Linked DNA regions of Homo sapiens: region 1 is linked to region 2. The links are chromatin loops, found by intact Hi-C in ENCODE. Cell type or tissue: heart left ventricle. All regions are shown on one strand. Links, peaks and the distances in the headings refer to the core of each region. The heading gives the core; the rest is flanking DNA.

Evidence for each region. Peaks named below come from ENCODE experiments on the same cell type or tissue, not always from the same donor. Only the 100,000 strongest peaks of a DNase experiment are listed, where the experiment ranks them.
Region 1: a loop joins it to region 2, with 2.5 times the contacts of the local background. A loop is called at or near these places in 10 of 110 quality-filtered maps.

Annotation. Positions count from the first base shown.
Region 1 is chr12:2,249,596-2,259,498 of GRCh38, reverse strand. All of the region lies in intron 3 of CACNA1C (calcium voltage-gated channel subunit alpha1 C), which reads right to left. Among named protein-coding and RNA genes, the nearest start is that of CACNA1C-IT3, 15 kb to the left of the region's middle. RefSeq lists enhancers at 3,057-3,556, 3,557-4,058. In heart left ventricle, for the core only: no CTCF peak of the experiment used is centred there; no DNase peak of the experiment used is centred there; H3K27ac peaks cover 917 bases.
Region 2 is chr12:2,054,221-2,064,123 of GRCh38, reverse strand. The region is part of intron 1 of CACNA1C (calcium voltage-gated channel subunit alpha1 C); the gene reads right to left. Among named protein-coding and RNA genes, the nearest start is that of CACNA1C, 6.2 kb to the right of the region's middle. In heart left ventricle, for the core only: CTCF peaks have their summits at 6,541 and 6,743 (motif pointing left); a DNase peak (open chromatin) is centred at 6,723; H3K4me3 peaks cover 3,187 bases; H3K27ac peaks cover 3,401 bases.

The DNA of each region.
Region 1 (9,903 bases), core at 2,190-7,189, 200 kb before region 2:
CTTAAAGAGGCAACTTACTTCTGGTCTCCTGAGGTTTGTTTTGTTCTTTTTTTCTTTTTTTGATAAAGACATTAATTTTCCTCATTAGCATTTTGAATTCACTCAGGGATGTTTTAACTACTTAGTTATGATCCAAATAAAGAGTGGCTTGCAGCCCCTCTCAGAGGCTGTTTTAAGCTAACCAGTCTCAAACTTCAGCATACATCACAAAAACCTGGTGGGCTTGTTAGAACACAAACTGCTGGGTCCCGTGTGGGGCAGGGCGGGGTGTGGGGAGCTTCCTTTTTGTAGAATCGGCACTTCTAGTAGGTTCCCAGGTGATTTTGATGCAGCTGGTTCAGGGCCATATTCTGAGAACCACTGCTTTAAGCTACCTTTCCTTAAATGGAAAAGAAAAACAATTAAGTGAAGGAAATATTGAGTTCCGTGATTTCCCCAGGGCCAGGTGAAAGACTTCCACTTATGAAAAGGCCTTGGTTAGGAATCATGCTGAACTCACTAGTGTAATTCCATCTCCCTCATCTATTTTTGGAATTTGAAAACACATATGTTAATTTATATTGAATTCATAATATTACTTTATTAATCCATCTCTCAAATGGATTACTTTTTAAGGGAGATTTGTGCCTTCTTCTCTCCTGAAAACTTAAATATTCATTTTAATGAGACAAAAATAACCAGAATTTGATCAGAAATATTCGGTAACTTTAAGGAGCTGATGCTCACATATCTACAATAATAAGATAGAAAATATTCAGGCGTCTTAAAATACGAGTTATCTGAAATCGAGAGGGAAGAGATTAAAGTGATGATGAAAGGGACAGTCTGGAAGGGCAGCATTGATACAGCAGAAGGGGCCCTGGATTAAATCTGGTTGGGAAACCCAGTCCCAGTTACCCCACTGAGGAGCCTTATGGGCTCGGAAAATTGGTTTTTATGGACCTCAGGTTCTACATATGCAAGATGAAGATAACACCGTCCTCCAAAGACGATGATATAATTAAATTTAGTTGTTTTATCCCACATCATTTTTTAAGAACTTGAGATTTTTAAAATTTCACATTTAAAAAAAAAACTTGAGGAAAAAATGAGTTTTCAAAAATTAATGAGTAAAATACATATTTTAAAACAATATATACCAACCAAAAACACACAGTAAAATTATTCTGACTAATCACAAATGCTGGCCTAAGTTTCCTGGCAGTTAAACTGAAGAAGGGAATTATTACATAACTCTCATTATCTCATAAATTGAGAGGCGGAAACAAGCGAATTCCTCAAAGCAATGAATGAGATCATGTGTGTGAAAGCTTCTGGCAAATAACCAGAAATAAGATGTCATTATTAAGGTTTCAGGAAGAGGTGGGATATGAGCTTTACTATGGTGGGACAGGGCAGACCCCAAACACAGCAGGTGATGAGATGTAGTACAAAGAAACTCTGCCTCCCTCTTCTCTTTCCTTTGGCTTGGTTCTCAAACCTCTGCCTACTGCAGAGTGGGAGTGCACGTGCTGAAGGCAGATTGAGGGTGCTCTTCAATCAAGTTGAGAGTGTAGCATTCACTTGTATGAAAATGCCGCTTCTGTAGGTCAAAAAATATCAGTGATTTCCTAAGGTTAAACCTAACAGTAAGACCAAGTGAAGTGGAGGCAACAGGTATAAAGAATATACCATTTCAAGGCTGTCTTTGCAGTTCTAACAGTTAGAAAAGAACATTCTGAAGACTAGAGAGTTAAACCTTAGTTTGGAACCTCACTGCTTGAGAACCTGGGAGAATCTGGAGGAGAAGAGATCAATGAAAATGCTTAAAGACTTGGAGAGGAAGGGAACACGCTAGAGCGGGGGTCCCCAGCCCCCAGGTACCGGTCCATGGCCTGTTAGGAACCAGGCTGCACAGCAGGAGATGAGCGGTGGGCAAGCCAGCATTACAGCCTGAGCTCCAGCTCCTGTCAGATCAGCAGCAGCATTAGATTCTCATGGGAGCAAACCCTATTGTGAACTGTGCATGCTGGGGATCTAGGTTGCATGCTCCTGATGAGAATCTAATGCCTGATGATCTGAAGTGGAACAATTTCATCCCAAAACCATCCCCTCTCGGTCCTCCATGGAAAAATTGTCTTCCACGAAACTGATTCCTGGTGCCAAAAAGGTTGGAGACCGCTGTGCTAGAGAAGACTGAACTGTCCCACCACAGCCTGGTCCCGTCCTCCAGGGTACTCAGCTGGACTACATTTCTCAACCTCCTTTGGAGACAGGTGTGGCCCATGGCTGACTTCTGGCCAGTGAAATGTCAGTGAAAGTGATAGTCACAACTTCCGGGCCTGGACGATCTTGGCCGCCATTACAAACAACTGTGTTCATTCCTCTGTGACTGTCTGAGTGCTGGATGTTAACACCCAGGGAGGCCTGGAAAGCCACCAACGAAGACAGCAAAGCCCTGGTCCCCTACAATATGGAGCAGAGCCACCCCCGTCCTGATTGGGTTTACATTCTGTTGTGTTGAGTCACCACGATTTTTGAGTGCAACTGTAACATATCTGGTGTAATAGAAGAATGGATAAAGGAACTGTTGTTCTCATGCCCCCTCTAAAAAAGAGATAACTAATCCATTTACTATTTTAAAAGGTAGCATGCTGGTTTCCAAACCTGGAAACACCCATCAGAATCACCTGTGGAGTGTTTTAATCAAACAGATTCCTATACTACACCCTGAATCTCCTGAATTTTTCCAGGATTTTTTTTAAGTTCTTTAGGAGTTTACAACTGATCATTAGGCTGGAATCTGAGGATGGCTAGAAAGGATGTGGCTGCAATGCTGACCTGCCGATGTCCTCATTTCTCTACCCCTGGAAACGCGCCATCTGCTTTACGTCCTGGCTCTTAATCTTGCACCATCTTCTCGTCATCTCTAACTGGTTAACTGGTGTGTTTTATCAACTCAAGAACCCTGTACGCTCATCAGGGGCCAGGATTATAGCTTTTATATTTATTTTCCAAACAGCATGAAGCTAGACAGGTAATGAAAGCTCAATCAACACATTAATTCATTTGATTTAAGCAGTTGTTTTCTTCTATACCATCAGAATAAGGGGAAAAAGGGCTTTTCTAGCAACGTAGACACAGGCTAGACTTAGCAAAACAGTTCCAATTATGTGTTTAAGTCATTTTTAAGACACCAATGTGCCCAAGGTGACTGATTACCCCATGCATTGATGGAGAAGTAACCAGTTCTCAAAATTTAATATGTGCAAGGCTGAACTATGAAGCTTGTTAAAAATGTAGATTCCTGGGCTTAGCCTCCAGGTAGTCTGATCTAGTAGCTCCAGTGTAAGGCACAGGAATTTGCATTTATGATATTCCTCCTCCTACCCCATCCCTGAGTTGTGTGCAAGTGGCAAGAAACAGGAGGTGTGATTGTAAACTAGTAAGGTCAGGATCGTGTGATTGTAAAGTAGTCAGGTCAGGATCGTGTGATTGTAAACTAGTCAGGTCAGGGTCGTGTGATTGTAAACTAGTCAGGTCAGGGTCGTGTGATTGTAAACTAGTCAGGTCAGGGTCGTGTGGTTGTAAACTAGTAAGGTCAGGGTCGTGTGATTGTAAACTAGTCAGGTCAGGGTCGTGTGATTGTAAACTAGTCAGGTCAGGATCCTGTGATTGTAAACTAGTAAGGTCAGGATCGTGTGATTGTAAACTAGTAAGGTCAGGGTCAGGTCTATTTTGTTTAATGTGATATCCGTAGGGCCAAGCATATTGCTTAACTCACAATAAAGCTTATTATCTGTCCAATGAGGAGGAATCTCATCTGACTTATCCTAAACACTGCCCTTCCTTCCAGAAAGGAAATGAACCAGGTGACCCTCCTGGTCTTCTGAAGGCCACCAGCTTACTGTCACACACTTAGTAAACTGGGAAGTGCCCCTTCTGGCTGCCTCAGCCCCATCTGCTCAGAGTTCTAATTGAAGAGGCCGACCTCCTTTGATTGGCACTGCCTTCTTGCTGTGCCAGGGACCATCTGTAGCCACCACCTCCTGGCAGTTCAGACATCTCTTCCTTCTTGCAGGCATGGATGGGCAAGGACATTAGTAAATGGACCTGGATCTAGGAGAGAGGGCCTGCCTGTCACACCCCGAATGACCCCAGGTCTGTTAGCAAACTCCACACAGGTACTGAGAACTCCCACACCTGGGGAATGGTGCTTTCCTAGTAACTAGGTTTTTTTTTTTTTTTTTTCTGCAGCAGAATGCTGAGCATCCCATAACCGTGATTTCACTGGCTCTCACAGTACCTCAGTAAAACCAGGAGGGAGCACGGGTCTGTATCCATATTTTGCAGATGGCAAACAGAGAGGAAATCTGACTTGCCCAAGGTCACACAGCAGGTCAGCCATGAAGCCAGGGAGGGTACCCAAGCTCTACGCATCCACAGCCGTGGCATCTGCAGGGCCACAGCCCCTTCACAGGGGCGGGGAATCACAGCTGCTTCCATTTAAGGCTGTTGCTCCTCAATTTTACACAGGGGTATGTGCTCTTCAGAAAGGAAATACTAAGCTAAGCTTTGCCTCTCTTCACTTAAAAGACCTTCGGGATGAATCTCTTTCAGAGACTCAACTGCCATCCAAGTGAAGAGAGGACGGGGGGATATGAAAAGATCTTTTTCTTGGCAGTGGTAATGAACCTGTAGTTCTCAAAGTGTAGATGGGACGTATCAGAATCACCCAGGCACTTTCTCAACATATATCGTCCCCCATTCACAGATTCTGCAAGTCAACCAACCCCACTTCAGCCCTGACTCCATAGCAAATCTCACAATGGAGTAGTTTGAGTGGCTTTTTTCTTTTCCCTTATCCCACGGGCAGGTGTTAACAGCAAAGGGGACAGGGGTGAGCAGTAGGAAGGGGAAGCCTGGACCCTGGACAATCCACAGCAGAGGGTGCGGAGCTGACATCCCCTGTGCCAGTTTGCCGCAGCACGATACAAAAGGTGCACAGGACACAAGAGTAATGGGGCAATCCGGGCCCACACCTTCGTTCTCATACTAAGAGGAAAACAGAAAATACAGGGTTACAGAGTTCACAGCCAACACTCAAAACAACAGACTGGAGTATGTGTCTAAGGAAGACATGAAATGGAAGGGCCACTACAGACAACTGGCGGTTGAGAAGATAAGACTCAGCCTACATCCTCCAGAAGCATACTGACAGACAGAGTCTGGGGTCGTTTGAGGCTCTCCTCTGTACTGATACTCTCCACCCCACTCCCTGAGAACAACTGGAGGGAGGGTGCCTGCCTAGGGGCTCTCGAGTGGTGAGCACAGTGCTGGGCACACACAGTAAAGCTCCAGAAAAGTGAGTTGTTTTTGCATTGCGAGTTTTTCTGGACTGTGTCAAGTTTTACTTTAAATAAGGCACATCCAAACTAAGAAGTGCCCAGGTGAGGTTGGTCACCCAGTGATGGCTTCCAGGCTCACCAGCACACCCTCAGTCCTATCCATGACTGAGCCCTTCCCATCCAGCCCTCCCCTGGATCCCAGTACTGTTGCTTCTCCCACTCAGTACGCATCCCTTACTTCCCTGTTGGTTTCAAAGTTTTCTCTCTCCAGTGATCCCATAAATCAGGCATGTGAGACAGAAGGTTTTCACATCATGTATTAAAGGTTATTAAGTGCTCCCAATGAGATAGAAGAAATCTTCCATTGCAACATGAGAGGCATACTTTGGACATCAGAATGAATAGTGGTAAGCGCTACTTAAACAATGTAGGTTACCAGTGGATGGACGGAGAGGCAGAAACTGACATTTACTGACTACCTACGTGTGTGAATGTGCTTGATTTTATTTAATCCTCAACACCCTCCTGCGAGGAAGGTATCATTATTTCAGGGATGAAGAAAGAGGAAAAGAATAGCATTTCCACAGCAGATGTTCTTAGAAAACAGAAGCCACGGACTTAGGTTCCAATGACTTGCAAATAGTACCCTGGTGGGGAAAAGTATGCACATATGTTTGGCCTCCACTGTACCCAGAGCTGCTTGGAGAGCCTTCCACATGGATCAGTCAATGACCAAGGAGGAGTTCTAAGCCTTTGGGTGGCAGCCAATAAATAATCATCCTTTCTGCCCCTTATAAACTCAGAACCAATTAAGAAGTAAGATATAGGACACACAGATTAAATCAAACCAAAAGCTTGATTAGAAACAAATTATAAAATGGAGGAAGTGGCTTAGACGGGCTTCGAAGGACTTCCTAATATTTCAACCACTATTAAATGTACTTACCCTGCCAGAAGGTGAGACCATCACAGGTTTTCCCCACAGGGCCAGATCAGTCCCAATAACTTGGTGAACCCTTCTTTGGGGATAAGTGGATTCAAAAGAGAGTCCCAGAAGGGGCTACACCAAACTCACCAGTCAGATAGGTCACTTCTCCCCTGGGGACAAGGGCATAAAGAGACAGGGAAAAGTGGGATGTGTTCCTGCCATACCTTCCCTTCCGGGAACATGAGCTAGAAACTCCCTCCTTCCCCTGCCCATGTAACACAAGGGGTAGGGAGTAAATGATATTCCTTTTGCGGGAGAGGGCCATCAACACTTTCAAGCTAACTCGAATGTATGGGAAAGACTGAAAAAAAAAAAAAAAGTTAAACCCATGGACCCAGCAAAGTGCCATCCTCTAAGGAGGACTTGGAAGGACCCAAGAAAGTCTTGGGAAGTAAAAACTGGGGAAGAGTAAGAGCTTAGAAAAAAGAAAGAAGGGGTTTGACCTAACAGGTCTGTAACAGAAAACATACAGCTGTCCCCGCACAAACACCTTCATCTGATCTGGAATTTGCTCTACATAGAACCTGAATAATCTCCTGGAACCCACCAGGCCTCTACCACCTACAAAGGCAACCTTGACATTTAAAGTGCATAACTCTTGTCCCTGCTTCTTGATAGACAGTGGAGGACAAATGATGACTCACACAAGAAGCCCCCAAGCCTGCTCCGGGGCTTCTTAGCCTCAGCTGCACGGTTGCTGCTTTCCATGTCCTTCCACCTTCCACTCAGCACGTTGGCCTCCCAGAGGGTCCTCTTTCTACACTGTCCTACAACCCAAACGTTTGTGTATCGTATCAGAGCTGCTGATGTGAAGAAGCCTTTGACTGTGGCCAGATTGCAGAGGCCACTCTGTCTAAACCAGCCCTTTTTTGGACTTTCTTTTTCAGGCGGACTATTTACACACTTCAAGCAAGCCCCACAAGAGCCCCCAGCAAATAATACATTCATCCAAGCAGCCATCTCTGGTGGAAAAAAATCGTTATTAATTGGGGTTACAGCACTCATTTTAACCGCAGCAGGAGCTGAGCCAACTTGATTTAGTGGTGTGCAGTCTTTTTCTGAACTCCAGTGGATACTTCACAAATAACAATAAAAATTTTAATGGTAGGACAGACATGGAGTGGGCTACACAGCTTCACTCATTAAACAAACTCCATCCACCATGCTCAAGGATTCAAGCTGTTTTATGTGGCCAGCCACTTTGCCTAAGCCTGCTGCAGATGAGAGACTAAATTTTCATGGTGTCAAGTTGCAGTAAGAAACAGGTTTCATTAGCCCTCTTAACAGATGCAGAAACCGAAGGCCAGAGTGAGAAAGTGATTTAGGATCAATCAGAGGAGGTGCCAGGAGTCCATCCTCAGCCCCACCTCTCGCCCCAGCCTCATTCAGTTCTGATTTCCGAAACATTTTCGCTTCATGGAAACTAGGAAGACTCCATTCTCTGGAGAACTGCAGGGCAGCTGTTTCTGATTATTTTTCCAAGAGAGACACATAACCAAAAGGGTATTTTGGTTATAAAGCAATTTATTTCTCTAACCATTAGAAGATATGTATGTTCATTCCCATGGGCCCGGGGCTGGGTTTGGTTGCCCTGCAATGACAACGTCTAGCAGGACTCCACTGAATCCAGGAGGCCAGTAATGGAAACTCAAAGACTGTGGCAGTGCCACTTAGATAAGCACCTGCGGCCTCCCTGACCTACCTCAACCTCCCTGGCTTGGAAACCTCTGCTGGAAATTTCATAGAAGCTACTTCTCCCCTTGCAGGGGAGAATTTTCATTACAAAGGAGGATTTCAACACGCTTCAGCCATGTCCTTTAGGATCACTGTACTAGAAAGCTGGGTATAGCTCTGACCAGCCATTGACCGCCTGCCCTCATGATGGTCACGATCCCAGGAGACATGTCAGTAGACCACACTGTCCAGCAGCAACTCAGCTTCCCTTTGCCCTTCACCCCCATGACCTTATGCTGACTGTCAACGTGATCTATTTTCTCCCCTGCTCTTCAGAAGCCCTCAGCAACGATTCTCCACTCCCCAGATACTGATGACAGAAACTAAATGATCAAGAAGTATTCATATGAGCAGACACACATCCCTCTCAAACTCAGGCTCTTCCAAAGTGACATGACTGTTCTGCAGACGGGCTGAGCCAACGCAGAACACACTGTCCCTCCTTCTGCGTCATGCTGGAAGTTGCTCTAAGTGCAGGATGTGGTAGAAGTCACCAGGGTGGATGGGATGGTCTGTGTTCCAGCAAACCCACAAGGACAGAAGAGCCAGCCTGGGCTGGTTAGGGAGAGGACAGCTTCAAGGCTGAAGACTAAAAAGTAGAGCTATTATTCTGGGTGGCTTGTCGTCATCTCCACTGAGAGCAGAACAAACCCCTAAAGCATGTGGAATTTCCATTACAGACAAAAAAGAATTATTGGACAGTGAGGGTCATTAGACAATGGAATGAGTGCCCAAGGCTACAGCACTGGCATCACCACAATGATCAAGTCAGGAGGGCCGGCTGGGGTTGGGAGGTCACTGGATTAGAGATGGATGACCAGGGCTCCATTGGCTCAGTGGGTATTTAACGCATGGCCTTGGAGGAGGTGCCAGTCTCTCTCCACTTCAGCTACAGCGTAGGCCATCACCCAGTTTGTCCCCCTGAGTAGTTGCTATGAAGATCAAATGAGATCATGGATGTAAAAGTGTTCAGTGAACCATAAATTGCTACCCAGATATCAGCTGTCATCAACCACACCCACAATCCTGACTAAAGGTCTCGGGATGGAGAGAGGGTCTTGGCCTGTGCCCTTCAGGATTCGGTGCTGTGCGTGCAACCTGGGAGTTTCTGCCCTGTTAATAAGCTGAGTGCTCCCAACTCCAGGTGCTGGGAGGTGAACGGCCCAGGGTTGGAAATGTCTCTTCCTGGAGTGCTCAGTGCTGATGCTGGCCAGGTGGAGCACAGAAGACAAATGAACTCCGCAGATACTGACTGGGTGGGCTCTGTGAGGCACTGTCCATGCCTCAGGGAGATGGACTGATGCATCCTTGTCCTTGAGGAATCTAAAGAGAAGGCAAGGCAGGCCGGGTGCAGTGGCTCACGCCTGTAATCCCAGCACTCTGGGAGGCCGAGGCAGGTGGATCACGAGGTCAGGAGATCGAGACCATCCTGGCTAACACGGTGAAACCCCGTCTCCACTGAAAATACAAAAAATTAGCCAGGCGTGGTGGCGGGCGCCTGTAGTCTCAGCTACTCGAGAGACTGAGGCAGGAGAATGGTGTGAACCCGGGAGGCGGAGCTTGAGGCAGGAGAATCGCGTGAACCTGGGAGGCGGCGCTTGCAATGAGCCAGGATCGCGCCACTGCACTCCAGCCTGGGCAACAGAGTGAGACTCCATCTCAAAAAAAAAAAAAAAAGAGAGAAGGCAAGGCAGATGTCACTGATTCGGAGCCACCGGCCGAGTGAGCCCTAGACTAGATTTTAGGCCTGGCCTCACCTTGGACAGGTCACGTGAGTCCCCTGAATCCCAGGTGCAATAAACAGGGAACAATCATCACCTCTGTGTGCCCACTTCACAGAGCTAATGTGAGGGT
Region 2 (9,903 bases), core at 4,741-9,740:
CCTCATCAAAAGGCAGCTGTCAGATTGTGAAACACCAATTAAAGTCAAATTTCTGGTATAGGAACTGGGAGCCCAGACTAAATACCAAACCCTCACTACTGACACAATAGGATTTCCTAATGCTGTAGTCTCATCTACGTGGGCTTCAAATTTGGGGCACTACCCAAGGAAGTGGGCTCTTAAAGCTAAAAAGTCATATTGCAGGGCCAGCAATTCCACTCCTAGGTAAACCCAAAATAACTAAAAATGGATTCAAATAGATACTTGAATACTGGTGTTCATTGCAGCACCATTCACAATAGCCAAAAGGTGAAAACGCAAGTGTCCATCAACAGAAGAATGGATAAGCAAAATGTGGCGTGTGCTTTCAATGAAATACTATTCAGCCATAAAAAGGAACGAAGTCCTGACACATGGTACAACGTGGATGAACCTTGAAGACATTATGCTAAGATACCTTTGAAAAATGCTAAAACCACTTTTTTGTATAATTGAAAGAAAACGCTTAATCCCACCTCCAAATGACAGCCAGCTCCCTAATTTCACGTGCTTCCTTTCAATGTCATCATTTATCATGTAAATTGTCATGACCTATCTAGGTCTGAAATTTGTGAGATATGTTATCAACAGTCAGACTACACAGCAAACTCCAACTGTAGAATTATTATTGCTGTTGGCTGGGCACAGTGGTTCACGCCTGTAATCCCAGCACTTTGGGAGGCCAAGCGGGTGGATCAAGAGGTCAGGAGATGGAGACCATCCTGGCCAACATGGTGAAATCCCATCTCTACTAAAAATACAAAAATAAGCCAGGCATGGTGGTGGGTGCCTGTAGTCCCAGCTACTCAGGAGACTGAGGCAGGAGAATCGCTTGAACCAGGGAGTCGGAGGTTGCAGTGAGACGAGATCGTACCACTGCACTCCAGCCTGGTGACAGAGCGAGACTACACCTCAGGAAAAAAAAAAAAAAGGAATTATTATTGCTGTCAATAACACATGAAAATCCATAGAGACAAAAGTAAATTCATGGTTGCCAAGGGCTGGAGAGAGAGGGGAATGAAAAGTGACTACCAATGGGTAAAGGGTATTTTTTGCGGGTGATGAAAATATTGGGGAAGTAGGTAGACCACTGAATCATACACATCAAAAGGGTAAATTTTACGGTATGCGAATTATACCTCAACAAAGCTGCTATTTCAAAATAAATAAATAAATAATGCATGAAGTCTGGAGAGCTCAGCTTACAGGGATGGTCCCCGGGACTCACGGGAATCTCGTTTGAGAATGGAGAGTGTCTATTTTCCTGGAGGGAGTGACTGAGGAAATATTCCAAGAATGGGTGGTGAAGCAAGGCCATGCCACAAATGGGTCCCCCGGGAGACAAGGTGTACTGACCTAGGTGGTCTGTGAAGGCCTGTGAGGAGATGTGAAGAAGCAAGGAGGGCCCTGGCAGAAACCCTGGGAATAAGGGGAAAGAAAGCCAGAGGACGGGACCAGGAGGGGAGGCGGGGTACCACGACAACATGCAGCCATCAAGTAAGAACAAGGATTCCAGCTCTGAGCTTCCACAAGGCAAATCTAAGCCAGGTTCCAGAAGGCAAGGACAAGGTCATTTTCCCAGGATAGAGAGATAGTGGGTTTCTCTTTCTACTGTTCTCCATGGGGAGAAGTAACAGAAAGAGCAAATGTTTTGAAAGTCCGACAGACCTGAATTTAATTCCCAGCCCCAACACTGTCTGGGTGGCTGTGGCCACATTGCTTAAGACTTTGGTCCTCAGTTTCCTTATCTAAAAAATATAATTAAAACCCACGTGGTAGGATTACTGTAAGGATAAAACATATTAAGCACATGAAGCACCAAGAACATTGTCTAACACATGCTAGGCATTCAATAAATGGTGGCTATTACTCTTGCTCTATTTTAAAATTATAACAAGGTAGATGTTATACCTCAATACAGCTTTTTTTCTTTAGAGAAAAATTAAAACATATATGGCTCCACAGATCACAGGACCAGAGCTGGGGGTAGAACAAGGTGCAAACAAATGCGAAAGTGCGAAAGTTTCCCAGCATACTTTTTGATGATGGGATTATTTTTGCTTTGGGAAACTAAAACTAATCCTGTCACTTAGACTATAATGTTAAAGCTCTTTCCTATTTTGATCAGTGTCTTAGGGAGCTACACAGAACTGTCCCCTCTATCTCCAAACCTGCAACATTTTGGCTATGAAAAATAAATAAGTTTATTTTCCAAACCCAAAGTTTACTTTTGAAGCAAAGTTTTATTTTCCAGCCCGTCCTCCTGTACTGGGAAGTTGGGTTTAGGTTTGGGGAATTCACGTTCAAAAGTGAGGAGACATTGGTTGCCCAGGTGGTGTTCTTCCTGCCCTCAATGGCCCTATTTTCAGGCCATGAAAGGACTTCAGGCCAGCGTGGCTTTGGACTTGAGGCCGAAGCCAGGCAGCCATGTGTGGTGGCAGTGAGGGGACAGCAGCATGGCAGGTGGACAGCTGCCAGGCGTCGGATACCCTGCATCCCCATGTCCTCACCCTCAGCTTGGAAACAGCAGCAGTGCCAGCAGTGCACATGGCTCCACCGTCCTGGGAGCCTACTGGCCACAGGCTCCTAGACTCTCTGGAGGGCAAAATACCAGGCCCATCTCAACCAATGGTTCACTTCCTCCCTGATTATTCTGGTATCAGCCAGACCACCTCAGACTCTGGTTTCTCTTTGTTTTACATTTTCACCTTTAAAATATTGAATAATGTCAGCCCTCCCACAACACCTCCAAAGTTGTTTGAAATGCTGTGAATGTTACTTCATGGCGTTGCTTTTCCAAACTCTGGTGCTCTGCTCGCTGATGGGGAGAATAAGAGTAGCTGATGTTTGAACAGCGATATACACTCATTCTCCTATTTGGATCCTCACAGCTGCCCTGCGAAGTGAATTGGCTAAGGATTATTATCTCCACTTTACAGACAAAAAAAAAAAAAGGGATTTGATTCCTTCTGAACTCTCAGAGAAAGAGATGAAGTCAAAGAATGTGACCCAAGACCCAAGTCATTTCTCTAGCCTACAGCCTTATTTATTCTTTAGCTATTTACTTTGTTACTTTTGTTAATGTCTTTGAAAGGTTTTAGCCCAACGTAGATTATTTTGGAAGAAAGAAAGGAATATAAATGACTGTACATGACACAATGGTTATAAAGTAAATAGAGCTTAATTGAGTACTCAAGTCAACATTTCTGCCCACAGGCAATATGGAGAAGAACATTCATTCACTGTCTAGATTTTGGCTTGGTTCTCTAAAGGACAGGAGACAAGATTATTTTATTTTCCTTTTAGCTAGGTTCAAGTGGGCAACACCAAGTGTAGCCGAGTGTATTAAAAGAAACCCCTGTTGGCAAATTGGCAGCTTGAATATTTCATGAAATTATCACAACACTATGTTCTGAAATGATGGCTTCCTCCAGGGAACTCAAAAGCCACATCTCTAAGCATGAGCCTGGCTCATGCCTCCGTCTTCAAGCTAGACCGAGTCAGCCTCAGAGGCCTTCCAGTTTCTCAGAGATGACTTGAAAGAGTATGAAACAAGTCAGCCAATGAACACTTCAAGGAAGATGGGAATGTCAGAGGCAGGTCCTAGTGATTCTCTTCCATGGGCTGAGTCTACCACCACTGCTGGGAATGTCTCCTGGGAGTAGGCCGGGGGTCCTAGGAGACCAACCCTGACATGGGAGCAGAAAGACGCCCTTGGTCGCCCAGCTCAGGTGGAGTCTGTGGCAGCCTGTCTCACAGTCTCTACCCTGGGGCTGATCTGTGTGTCTATACCCCAGCTACTGGTAATGCCAGCTGGTCCATGAAGAATCCCAGCAGCTCACCAGGGAAGTCCCACAGCACAGCCCGGCTTCCCATCCCCATCCCACTCTCGCAAAGGGGCTGAAACAAGCCTAGATTGGGGCCGAGAGGAAGTGAGCAAATAAAAAAGGCTTAGAGGCAGATCTGTTTGCAGACAAAATCGTGATCTGAATTTTGCAGGAGTTTCTTGTGGACATGTATGAACTTCTACTCTGTAGCCTAAGAAAGTGTTTTTAAACCTTTCCAATGATAGATTTCCCCCACCCCACCCTTCCAACTCCATTCCTAAATCTAACATCGCAGAAATTATTTTAAGGCAGTACAAAGGTGGAGGCAGGGGGAGGAAGAATAGAGAGGTTGAAAGATCTACCAAGCAAAATTTAGCCAGAAGCACTAACAATGCTCTCTCAGGGGGCCAGCACCAAGTGTGGTACAGGCAGGAGGATGAAGAGACTGAAGACCTTGTATTTAGTTACATCCCTGCCTCCATGAACCTTTAGGGGCCTCTGTTTTCTCAACTGGAAATGAGGATTGTCTCTAAGGTTCCTTTACCCATAAAATGTCCTGATCCTAGAAAGTAAATTCCCAAAGAGACATTACATTTATTCTATGTTTGACAAACCCTTTAACGAACCAGAGCCTAGCCCCTTGCCCCCTATACACACAGGGTATAGCACAAGAAGCCCATTTTAAAGTGAAGGTGTTTTGCAGAGAACTGTTCTGTGGGGTTTTGGGGAGGGGAGGGGCTGAGAGGTTTGGGTTTCTTGCCAGTTAACCCCCGCTTTCCTCACCCTCTGCTTCAGCCAGATGAACCCTTCCTCTAGTTCCCTCGGCTTCCAGGGAAGGAAGGGTCTATTTTCAACCTCGGTCCGACTCCTGAGCTCCAGGCCCAAACTTCTCTCCTACAGTCCCTACAATCCCAACTTAAATTCAGTTCAGCTCCACAAGGAGTAACTGACTACCCTGATGACCTTGTTCCCCAAACCCTCCCAGACACCCTAGGGAGTTGGGGCTCCTCTGGCTTCCCCTCACCTTCTGCATCTCAGCTCTCGGAGGCTCCAGCCATCTCACAGCTCTGCTTTTCTGTGGGGTCATCCTGGGCTCCCCATCTCCCAGCTGGGGTCCTGCCCACACGGTACACACAGCTAGCACTGAAGCAAGGTTCTCCAGGGACCTGCGCGGGTCCTGCCTGAATTCGGCAGGGGAAAGGGGGCAGTAGAGAATGCATCCACTTCCCTTCCTGCCATGATAAACAGCTGCCTCCAGGGGTGCCTCAACTATAGAAACCAAGAGGGTCTGTCTACCTGCTCCAGGCCCGTGTCTACACAGGCTCAGGAAAGCCTGGTCTTGAGCAAATAAGCACCCCATCTAGGAATTAAAACACAGAGAAGAGCTCTTCTGGAGTGCCCAGGTTTCAGTTCAAATGATGGCATTCATTATTTCAGCCTTCCATTTTGCTTTTTCTGCAGTGGGTTCAGTTTAAGTCTACACACCCGGCTTCGAAATGACACCGAAAAACATTCCATTCCATTTTCCCCGAGGGATCCTGTCACTTTTACTTGTTTTACGTGGTATCTAACCTTGAGGTACATGTAAACAGGTGTTTACTAAATTATTTTAATAATGACAGCCATGGCTCAGAGTGTTATTTCATTATCAGAATGTTTAGCACTTCTGTCCCTAAATATTTGGCACCTGATATGTTGCAAAACAATTCCCCATGCCTTTTTTTTTAAAACCAATCTTCTGTTCTCCTCCACAGTGCCCAACATTAACCTAGGCAACTGTGAGGATGGAATCTAGAAACAGATGAAATCAGTGTGATTATTTTGTTAATTAGGCTTGTTGTTAAGTCTCCAGGTGTTTCGCAAACAGTCTATCAGCTTTCTGTAGTCCATATTGGAAAATAAAATTGTCTGCTAAATCTGAATGCTCAGCACTGATTTCAGGGTCCCAGCAAGGAAGAGGTGAGATGACGCCGGCTGACCTGTACCTCCTACAGAACAAACAGCTGCTGTATCAGGCGGGAGGAATTACTGTAAAAGGAAGAAAGTGCTGCCAGCCACTCACCCCTTCTTAGCACAGTGCCAAGGGCTTCTCAGACCTCATGGAACTTGCCACACAACTAAGAAAACCGAGTGAAGAAAGGAATAGAAAAGAAAATGCCAGGCGCTGGAAAACATCACTGGAAATTAGAACAAATCTCAGTTACTTCCTAACCTGGGTCTCCTGAGCTTTTCTGCCATTACCCAGCAGGAGATCCAGGCAGACTCATAAACGGAAATCAACTGTGAAGTGCACCCAGTTGTTTTTGTGTTCTTTTCCCTATTAAAGTTAGGAAAATGTCCTCCTGCCTTTGGCTGGCAAGCTCTGTGACTGCACAGGTCTGGGTTCCCAGATCCCATGCTTCAGGTCACCCCATGCTCCACTGGGCTTGGGCACCACCGGGCCCTCTGGTTACTAAACCATCAGTGAAAAATCAGGGAGAAAATTAACATCTGGCCATACCAAGTTCAGCGATTCACCCAAAAGGCTTCCTCCAGGCTCGGCGGGATGCTGTCTGTGCTGGAAGGGAACAGACGTCTGTGGGAAGAGCCTGCGACGGACTGGGTGGGCTCCAAAGGAGTTCTCATTACAACAGGGTGGAGAGGTCACTGTGGGACCTGGGTCCCTCAGTGATGCCGCGAGGGCCTCCAGTGTGTGCGGCGGCACGGAGACACACTGGTCTTTTGGGTTACCTGTGCCGGGGCAGGTGTGGGCCTGATGGAAGCAGCACAGCCCCAACAGGTCACAAGCTCTAAACTCCCCCTACACCTTTCATCACCAGGCGGACCCTGAAGCCCCTTTCCTGACTCCTAAGCCCTGTGGCGCCACCTACTGGAAGAGGCAGAAGCCACATCTACTGCAGGTCTGGCCAGGTCGCATTCATTCATTCACGCAGACATTTATTTGTTCAGCCTTGCATCGAGGCCCTGGACTGAGCAGCGGCCTGTACTAGGAAGCAGGGATCCCAAGATGAGCAGGGCCTCGAAATCTCCAGTCAGTATGCTCCTTGGATCCCTTTGATAGGTCTTACAGAAGAACCCAACTCAAGCAGTTTTATTTGAAGAACAAATTGAAGAGACCTAGGTCATTGCCAAGACTGAGAGATGGTCCCACGGGGCTAACGGCTCATCATTTCATTTACAAAGCACTGTGCCTGCAGCATCTACCTGTAAGAACAAGTCTCCCTTTACTATGAAGAAGAAATCTTTAAACAGTCTTAGGAGACTGCATTATCAATACTTCTCTCTCAACACCCCAGGTCCCTGAAGGGCATTAGCCTCTCGTGTGATCTATTTAAAATAGCTTTTCCTTATTCCATGTGTGTATGTATACACACACACACTTAAATACTGTTAGTGTGTATTCTATGGAAATAATGAAAAATTGACTCTTTTTAATATATTGTCATATTCTAAAACACTAAAAAGTGCCTGACCAATAGTAGGAATAATATGATGAACTCCAATAGCCCCTTTCCTCCAGTTTTCTCCATGCAGGATCAAGAAAAAGCAAAGCTATTGCCACAGCTTTCTTTAACCTGCTCAAGCTGATGTGCGAGCAATGTTGTTCTCTGACCATTTGTAAAGAAAGTTAACTGTGATCATTATTATTATTACCTTATTACAGTGATTCTTATTCTGCTGAATCGCTAAGTAGTTAAAAGAAAAGCACAGTGTGTCTTGCACTCCCCAAACACATGTTTCTCCCCTCTGCCTTGTCTCTAGCAGATAAGGGACATTCTGGTGTTTTATTTGTTCAATGGTTGACTATTAAGACACTCATTTGCTAGCTGGAGCCTGCAATAGAAAATCGGCCCAGAAAAGTGGGAGGCTGGCACAGGCCCAGAGCAGACAGGGCACCAGAGGCGAGGCAAGGCTTGAGTGTGCCACCCCAGCCTGAAACCCAGGGTCAGAAGCTGGTCCTTCAATGAACTTCCAGGCTGTTCCCAGGCACTGACCTCCAGTCTCCAGTTCGACCCTCAACACACACACACACACACACACACACACACACACACACACACTCACACACACTCACACATGCACACACTCCACGGAAAAGGTGAGGGAGCAAGGACTGGTGCATTCCACATCTCAGAGCATGTCGGGAAGAGAGGAATGCACAGCCCCCGCCACTGACAACTTTTTTGGTTCTCGACTCTTTGTTTCGTCACCATTACTGATCTTCTGAGGCAGTCCTAGACTCCTCTTCTGTCTCCTGAAACTCTAACCCCTATGATGGCTCACCCGCCCCCTTTAGTGATTAGCCACAGCAACCTCTTCCTTGTCAATATTCATTCTGTTCTAGGTCTGCCCTTCCCACCTCCACCACCCTCCTCCCCTCTCCTACCCCAACAACCTCGGCAATGCCAACCAACTAAAGAAGAGAAGATGGAGAGTAGAGGGGAGACAGGGATCTTGGTGCTCTTCCACCTGGGAACCGCATCTAGAAATGGAGGCAAAACTGCTCCCATGAATTATATAATCACTGCAGCTTCAAGGGAGAGAACTGGAATTCAGGTTGCCATAGCGTTTGCTGGCATGTTGCTGGAAAGGTAGAGCTCTCAGCCGCTGGCTCCCTTGCTCCCTTCCCCTCTACCTTTCTCAGGAACCTCTCTGGGGTTGGCACTCCTACTTTTAATGTCTGCTCCCAGCATACAGCAGGGAGATGCTGAGAGGCAAAGGGGCCAAAGAAAACAACCAGAGTAAGGAAATGGGTTCAGAAGGGGTTTATCCTGCACTAAGAGGAGACCTTGTAAACTAGTTAAGATTATCATCCTGTGAATAAGGTGAATAATCACTATTATTACCACAGTACATTGCCATTGACAGTGATACTTAGGGCAATACTACAGAGCTCTCCTCTTCAATGCTGCTTAGACTGAGGAGGTGGGTAAAGCACGCAGTCTCAGAACCTGGAGGGGAGTCATCTTGCATCCCCACTCTTCACAAATACCACCCTCTTTTGTGTCTCACTCCTTCCCTCCTAAACCATTCACTAGCCCATCAGCTACAGAAGGGAGAGGGGATCAGGTGAGGGATGGGGTCAACAGTAGAGAAATCCAAACATGGATACTGCCCTTGTGACCCCAAAGCTCTGGCTCACCCTAGAACCCATGACCCTTGACAAGATTCTTTCTTCCAAAGGAGGCCACAATCCCCAAGCTGCCACCCATGCTGGAAAGCAGAGAAGACTGGCCCCAAAATCGGTTTCAGGATAGATGGAGACCAGGCAGGCTGGATGGCAGCTTCTGGCTCTAAAGAGTGAAGGCCCTGTCCCCAAAAGGTGGAGCTGGGAGCAAACAGAGGGAAAAAGCTGGACAAAAAGACCTGGAGACAACTCCTTCCACCAGGCTGGTCTTCAGAGGATCACTGGGAAGAACCCAGGGAAGGAACAGAGACCAGCAGTGACAGATAGGCTTTCAGGGGAAGAGAAGAGGAAGAGTGCAAACAGGGAGGCTCTGGGAACTGGGAGAGAAAAGGGAGAGACTACACCCAAAGAGACAGAGCAGTGGCGAGAAGAAAGAGATGTCATGCCTGGAGGTTGCCAGAAAGCCCCGCTGGACCACCCTGTCTGCACCCCCCGTCCCCAAAACCTTAAATGCTAAGCAACGTCCAAGAAAACAACTTGTTAATATGGGGGGAGAGCGGTGAGGGAGAAAGTTTCCAGGAAGTAGGGAGTTACCTGACTGCCTTTCACCATCACAGGGGGAGCTGGTGACACTCGCGGCCAAGGATGGAGATGCTCGGAAAACACTGGGCAATAGTATGGAGCCGCGTGAGCCAGGCACACCCTTTCATGATCTCCTTCAAACACGAAACAGCAAAGCCCACACACCGCCCGGCTCCTCGCCGCTTCCATCCTCAGGTGCTAGCCCACATGTGGGTGCGAATGAGAACACACGCGGCGTGGGCGCGCTCGGGGTCAACAGCAGTGGAGAGGTGGGTGGGTGTAGGTGAGCGGCGGAGGAGGGAGGGAGAGAGGAAGAAGGGGACCTAC